Regions from separate parts of the Homo sapiens genome. Here region 2 is linked to region 1. A link is a contact called in ENCODE Hi-C or POLR2A ChIA-PET data. All regions are on one chromosome and are shown on one strand. The core of a region is the stretch at or near the end of the contact, and the rest is flanking DNA. Distances in the headings are between cores, read along the strand shown. Region 1 overlaps PLCB4 (phospholipase C beta 4). Region 2 overlaps SLX4IP (SLX4 interacting protein).

Evidence for each region. Hi-C counts contacts between places; a loop is a spot of excess contacts on that map. ChIA-PET counts read pairs that join two places held with the same protein, here RNA polymerase II (POLR2A). Pooled maps may share reads with other maps.
Region 2: a pooled map shows a loop between it and region 1 (2.3-fold over the local background). The contact joins two enhancer-like sites. A Hi-C loop is called at or near these places in 3 of 37 single-sample maps with no recorded cell type and 3 of 50 pooled maps. POLR2A ChIA-PET finds 5 or more read pairs at or near these places in 1 of 52 experiments (AG04450).

Annotation. Positions count from the first base shown.
Region 1 is chr20:9,407,315-9,410,115 of GRCh38, reverse strand. PLCB4 (phospholipase C beta 4) reads right to left here. Exons shown (of 40, transcript NM_001377142.1): 22 at 2,058-2,199; 23 at 1,399-1,483; 24 at 935-1,059. Among named protein-coding and RNA genes, the nearest start is that of LAMP5, 110 kb to the left of the region's middle. Within about 2 kb of position 1,400, at least 2 of the 41 ENCODE cell types and tissues checked have a DNase peak (open chromatin) inside an H3K27ac peak, as active enhancers do.
Region 2 is chr20:10,445,844-10,448,751 of GRCh38, reverse strand. All of the region lies in intron 1 of SLX4IP (SLX4 interacting protein), which reads right to left. Among named protein-coding and RNA genes, the nearest start is that of SLX4IP, 12 kb to the right of the region's middle. Within about 2 kb of position 1,596, at least 7 of the 41 ENCODE cell types and tissues checked have a DNase peak (open chromatin) inside an H3K27ac peak, as active enhancers do.

The DNA.
Region 1 (2,801 bases), core at 151-2,650:
GGATCTTCCACTCAATCCACATAGCAGGGAACGAAGTGACAGGGATTCTTAAAATACAAAATAGATTTTAAAAAATCCTCAAATTGGGAAGCATGGGCAGTTCTCTTAATAGCAAAGAGTTGAAGGAAAAAAGAGCTTTCTGGTTTTGTTTTATTTTACCAGTTGTAAGAACCATGCTGTAGAATTGACCATCTACAGTGAAGAGGGTTTGTGGCATATTTCTATCTATTCTATTTCTATTTTGCTACCTCTAGTCTTGATACTGTGATCCTAGGCTCTTAAGCAAACCTCAAAAATTTTAAAAATGTGTTTATCAATTATAAAAATTTACTCTTTTCCTTCCAGAAAAAAAAAGTCATTATATATTGGAAACCTGACTTTGAGTACACTTTGGAGGACCAAGTTATAGATTAGTACCTCTTCAAATATGTAACTCCTTATATACCATTTTAGTGGCATTTACTTCAAAATATTCTGTATTTGTTTAGTGAAGTGCCCCTGCATCAGTCATATTTGCTGAATGTTCACAGTGGTCAGGGTGTTTGCCAAAGGAGAAATGAGTCGCTGTTACTGTACAAAGATACTCAAATTCTTTTCACTTAATTCTGCCTCTGGAAACAAAGATAACAACTTTGATCCAAAAGGAAGAAAAATGAGAAATATTTTGGAATATGGGATAATGGTTAGCAGGAATAGTCATGGCATTTATGAAAGGAATTAAATTCCAATCACAACACATTATCTTCTACCATTGTTTGCTCTATTTTGGTTTTTTTTTTTTTATTTCTCACCATTATATAAATCCAATAACACATTGCTTTGCCATATGTCTGCTTCCTTTAAAAAATGCCCACAGCCAACTGATGGGAAGTGCTGGCACCATCCTGTCAAAGTGTTCTCATGGAATTTGGGGTCACTGGACATCAGCTCCTACCTGGGGTTTGATAGTTCAGTGAAACCATCTGGCAGCCAGCGTTCCAGAAAATCTGAGGCATGTAATTACTGGAATCGACTCGGCCTCCCTTGGGGTAAATGCGACTCATTTGCCGTTTGTTATAACTGTAACTTATTAAGGAAAACAGAAAAAAAGAGTCCTACAGCAGAGAAAAATAAACAACAAAGAGCTAAAACAACAAAGGTCTAGGCCAACAATGACAAACAAGTAGACAGCACAGAGCAGATTTCACATTTACAAATGATGCTTAAGATCACAGTTCACTGTGTGGATTATAAAAACAATTTTCATTTGGGCAGATTGTCACAGCTGCCATGGTCTTTCCCACATATCATTTTATGAACTCCACCACCAGAATGAGATATTAGCCATTTATCTATTTCAGAGGCTCTTGCCAAACCAACGTGAGTCAACCACTCATTCCACTTGATACATAAGGATACTTGACAAATTCAATTGCATGTGTCTTCAAGTAGCCAAGACCGACTGATTCATTAAAAGAAGACATGTTATAATGAATATTGCGTTCTGTAAAAGAAAAGCAAAGATGGATTCAGGAACTCTGCCATCAAACCCTCACCGAAAAACAGCAATAAATAAATGCAATTACACCCTGAATCATGAGGCCTTGGAGGCTAATGCTACATTATCATGTCAGTAGCTCCTACTTTCATTGACATCCTGTGGATGGAGACATCTGTCTTTTCAGCCACCACCGAAATATGAATTTTTGATGATAATGATGATTACGATGGCTTCTCTAGCCCAGAAATGAAGTTTTTAAATACTTCTTATGTTTTTTTGAAAACCAGCTTTTGATTAAAAGGAGTCTTGTGAATGCACTTGGGAACAGAAGAAGCTACATGCCCAGCACTAACAAATCCATAGTCTCTCATCGCCACCTTGTGGTTGAAGTCGTGAATGACAATGTAATGTCACCACATACCAAGGTGGCTTCTATGGTCTGTGAAACAAAAATAAGGTGAGGTGGAACAGCCCCCATGCCCACAAAGAAAAATGGCAACAAATTAGATAAAAGCTCATCAGCACCATAAAAGAAAATCAAGCAAAAAAGGCGACTGCATTTAACCTTTGGTGTTACCTTCTGCCACATGGAAACCTTGAAACTTTACAGGCTGGGCGTAGTTGATCATTGTGGACAAATATGGATGGATATTAGTGGTAGCACCTACATATTTATAAGATGCCATCCACGCCTGCTCATCTTCTACAGTGACCAGGCCCTACAAGCACAAGGAAGAAAACATATAAGTTGATGACTTCAGTAGGACCCACGGATACGTGCTGCAGATTTCCTTAATAAAGATAATTGCACACACACAAATTGAAAGGTAAAGGCTTTTTCTTCCTCAATTATGCTAAAGGATACTTTAAGAAGTTAGTGTCTGTTGTAGCTCTGAATAATGCAAAAGGAGGTAATCATAAAATATTAAGCTTATCTTACATTTGTAGGACATTTTTAGATTTTTAAGGGACTTTATTCAAGAAATTACTGGCCGGGAACGGTGGCTCATGCCTTTAATCCAGCACTTTGGGAGGCCAGGAGTTCAAGACAAACTTGGCGAACATGGCAAAACCCCATCTCTACTAAAAATGCCAAAAATTAGCTGGGTGTGGTGGCGTGAGCCTGTAATTCCAGCTACTTGGGAGGCTGAGGCAGGAGAATCGCTTGAACCCAGGAGGCAGAGGTTGAGGTGAGCTGAGATTGTGCCACTGCACTCCAGACCAGGCAACAGAGCAAGACTCCATCTCAAAAAAAAAAAAAAAGAAATTACTATATTGGACCTCACAGCAATGCTATGAAATAGATATAGCATCATATTTT
Region 2 (2,908 bases), core at 347-2,846, 1.0 Mb before region 1:
TCACTGCCCCTGTGAGCTGCTAGCTCCTACTCAAAGCTGCTCAACAGTAGGCCAGCGGGGTCGTCTGCCTGCTCTCGCAGGTGATCCCAGAGCTGTCAGAGTGCCTGAGTCCCTTTCTTAACTCCATTCTTAATCTTAATCAGATGGGCCTAGAAAACTAAGAGACTAAGGCTAATGTGATGTTTTCCAAGCCACTCTTACATGGATTTGCATGGACTTCAGTGTGCGAAGGCTTTGAGCCATCTGTTTTACATAATAAAATGACTATTACCTCTACTTCAGGATTAGGGTTTCTATAATGATGAAATCACCGGGTCATGGTACAGTGCAAAGTGTCCCTTGGATTTAAGCCTCAGCATTTAATTCTTCCCACCTCAAAAAAACAGTGGAGTTGGAAAGGTTGACCACTATAGTCTATTCCATTTCTAAACCTCTAGAATCCAAAAATCAACAGTAGTTCAGGGTTCAAATAATGCCAGTATACAAATTCTTCCAGAGAAAAGAGTAAGAAGGAAATCATCCCACCGCTCATTTTATGGAGTACTGATAGCAAAACCAGACAAAGGCAGTAAAAGAATGAAAAATCAGTCAATTCTATGAGTGAACATAGAAGCAATAATCTAAAAGCAATTTTAATCTAGCAAACCTACTTAAAAACAAACAAACATCAGAATCAAGTGAGGTATCTGAGGAGTGCAAGGTTAGCTAAACACTACAGAAATCATCACATTAAAAAACTGAAGTAGAGGCCGGGTTCAGTGGCTCACACCTGTAATCTCAGGACTTTGGGAGGCTGAGGCAGGAGGACTGCTTGAGCCCAGGAGTTCGAGACCAGCCTAGGCAACAAAGTGAGACCCTATCTCTAAAAAAAAAAAAAAAAAAAAATCAGCCAGGTGTGGAGCCCCCACCTGTGGTCCCAGCTACATGGGAAACTGAGGCAGGAGGATCACTTGAGCCCAGGAGTTCAAGGCTGCAGTGAGCCATGTTTATGCCACTGCACTCCAGCCTGGGTGACAGAGACCCTGTCTCAAAACACAAAAACAAAAACTAAAGAAGAAAAAAGGCACATAAACATTTCAGTAGAAGCAGAAAAAAATAAAAAGGTAACATTAGAAATCTATGAATACAAAGGAATTTCTTAATCTAAAAAAAGCATCTACAAAAATGTAACAAAATGCTTAATGATGAACCAGTAGAAACAACTTCTTTGCAACAAGTAGAAAATGTAGAACTTAAAATATCATTTAAACTAGCATCCCACAAATAAAAAGTATCTAGGAATAAAATGAAAAAAATATATACGAGACATCCTCTGACTGATCTACTAATTTAATGCAACTCCAAACACAAACTTGAACAGGGAAACTGAGAAAGACTAAAAAAGATCAAGACACTTCTAGAAAAGGAAGAAAAAAACAAAAGATGGGGCTTGCAAAACTGCTACAATGCAAGGTAAAAAAACTAACGTACTGGCAAACGGGCAGACAAACAGGCAGAGGGGGCAGACTCCACACACCAGAAACCAATGCATGCATTTATGAAACTGATGCATGCTGGGAGCAGCACTGTGAAATTAGTGTGAAATGAAGAGATGACTCATTCAATAAACTGTGGTCAAACAACTGCTCATATCTATTTGAGAAAAAATTAAATTGGACTCGATCTCATACAAGACTCAAAAATCAATTACAGATGGGTTAAAAACTCAAAGGTGTGAAACTAAAACCTTTCAGAGGATATTTTTATGAACTCAAAATCATAAAGGAGTTTTTTAACTAGACAGAGAAAATGTAAACCATAAAGAAAAAGAATGACAGCTTTGGCCATATTGAAATTAAAACTTTTCTAAGAAAACTGGGAGAAAAATATTTGCAATCCATATCTAACAAAGGATTTCTATCTAGAATACATAGTCTCAAAATTCAATAGTAAAAAGCAACAGTCCAATCAGAAAATGGGCAAATGACAAACAGATATCTCACCAAGAAGGATATACAGATGGTAAAAAAGCATATGAAAAGATATTCAACATCATTAGCCATGGGAAAATGTAAAATAAAACCACAATGAGATATCACTACATATCTACCAGAAAGACAAATAAAAAACAATAACACCAAATGCTGGTGAGGGTGCAGAGAAAATAGATCTCTCATATATCACTGGTGGGACTGTAAAAGTGGTACAGCCACTCAGGAAAAGTGACTGGAAGTTTCTTATCAATCTAAACAACCCAAAAATTGCTCTCCTCAGAATTTATCCCAGAGAAATGAGAACTTAGGCTCACGTAAAAACTTGTTCAAAAATGTTCATAGTAACTTTTTTTTTTTTTTTTTTTTTGAGACAGAGTCGCACTCTGTTGCCCAGGCTGTAGTGCAGTGGCCCAATTTCGGCTCACTGCAACCTCTGCCCTCCGAGTTCAAGTGATTCTCTTGCCTCAGCCTCCCAAGTAGCTGGGATTACAGGTGCCTGCCACCACACCTGGCTAATTTTTATGTTTTTAATAGAGACGGGGTTTCACCATCATGGCCAGGCTGGGCTTGAACTCCTGACCTTGTGATCCACCCACCTCAGCCTCCCAAAGTGCTGGGATTACAGGTATGAGCCACCGCATCCGGCCATCATAGTAACTTTATTCTTAACAGCCACAAACTGGAAACAACCCAGACATCCTTCAACGTGTGAATGGTTAAACAAACTGCAGTACCTTTATACCCTGGCATATTACTCAGGCAGAGGGAATAAACTATTGATACATGCAACTTGGATGGATTTTAAGGAAATAGGCTGAGTTAAAAAAAAAAAAAAAAAAAAAAAAGCAATCTCAGCCAGGCACAGTGGCTCATGGCTGTAATCCCAGCAGTTTCAGAGGCCAAGTAGGGCAGATCACCTGAGGTCAGGAGTTCAA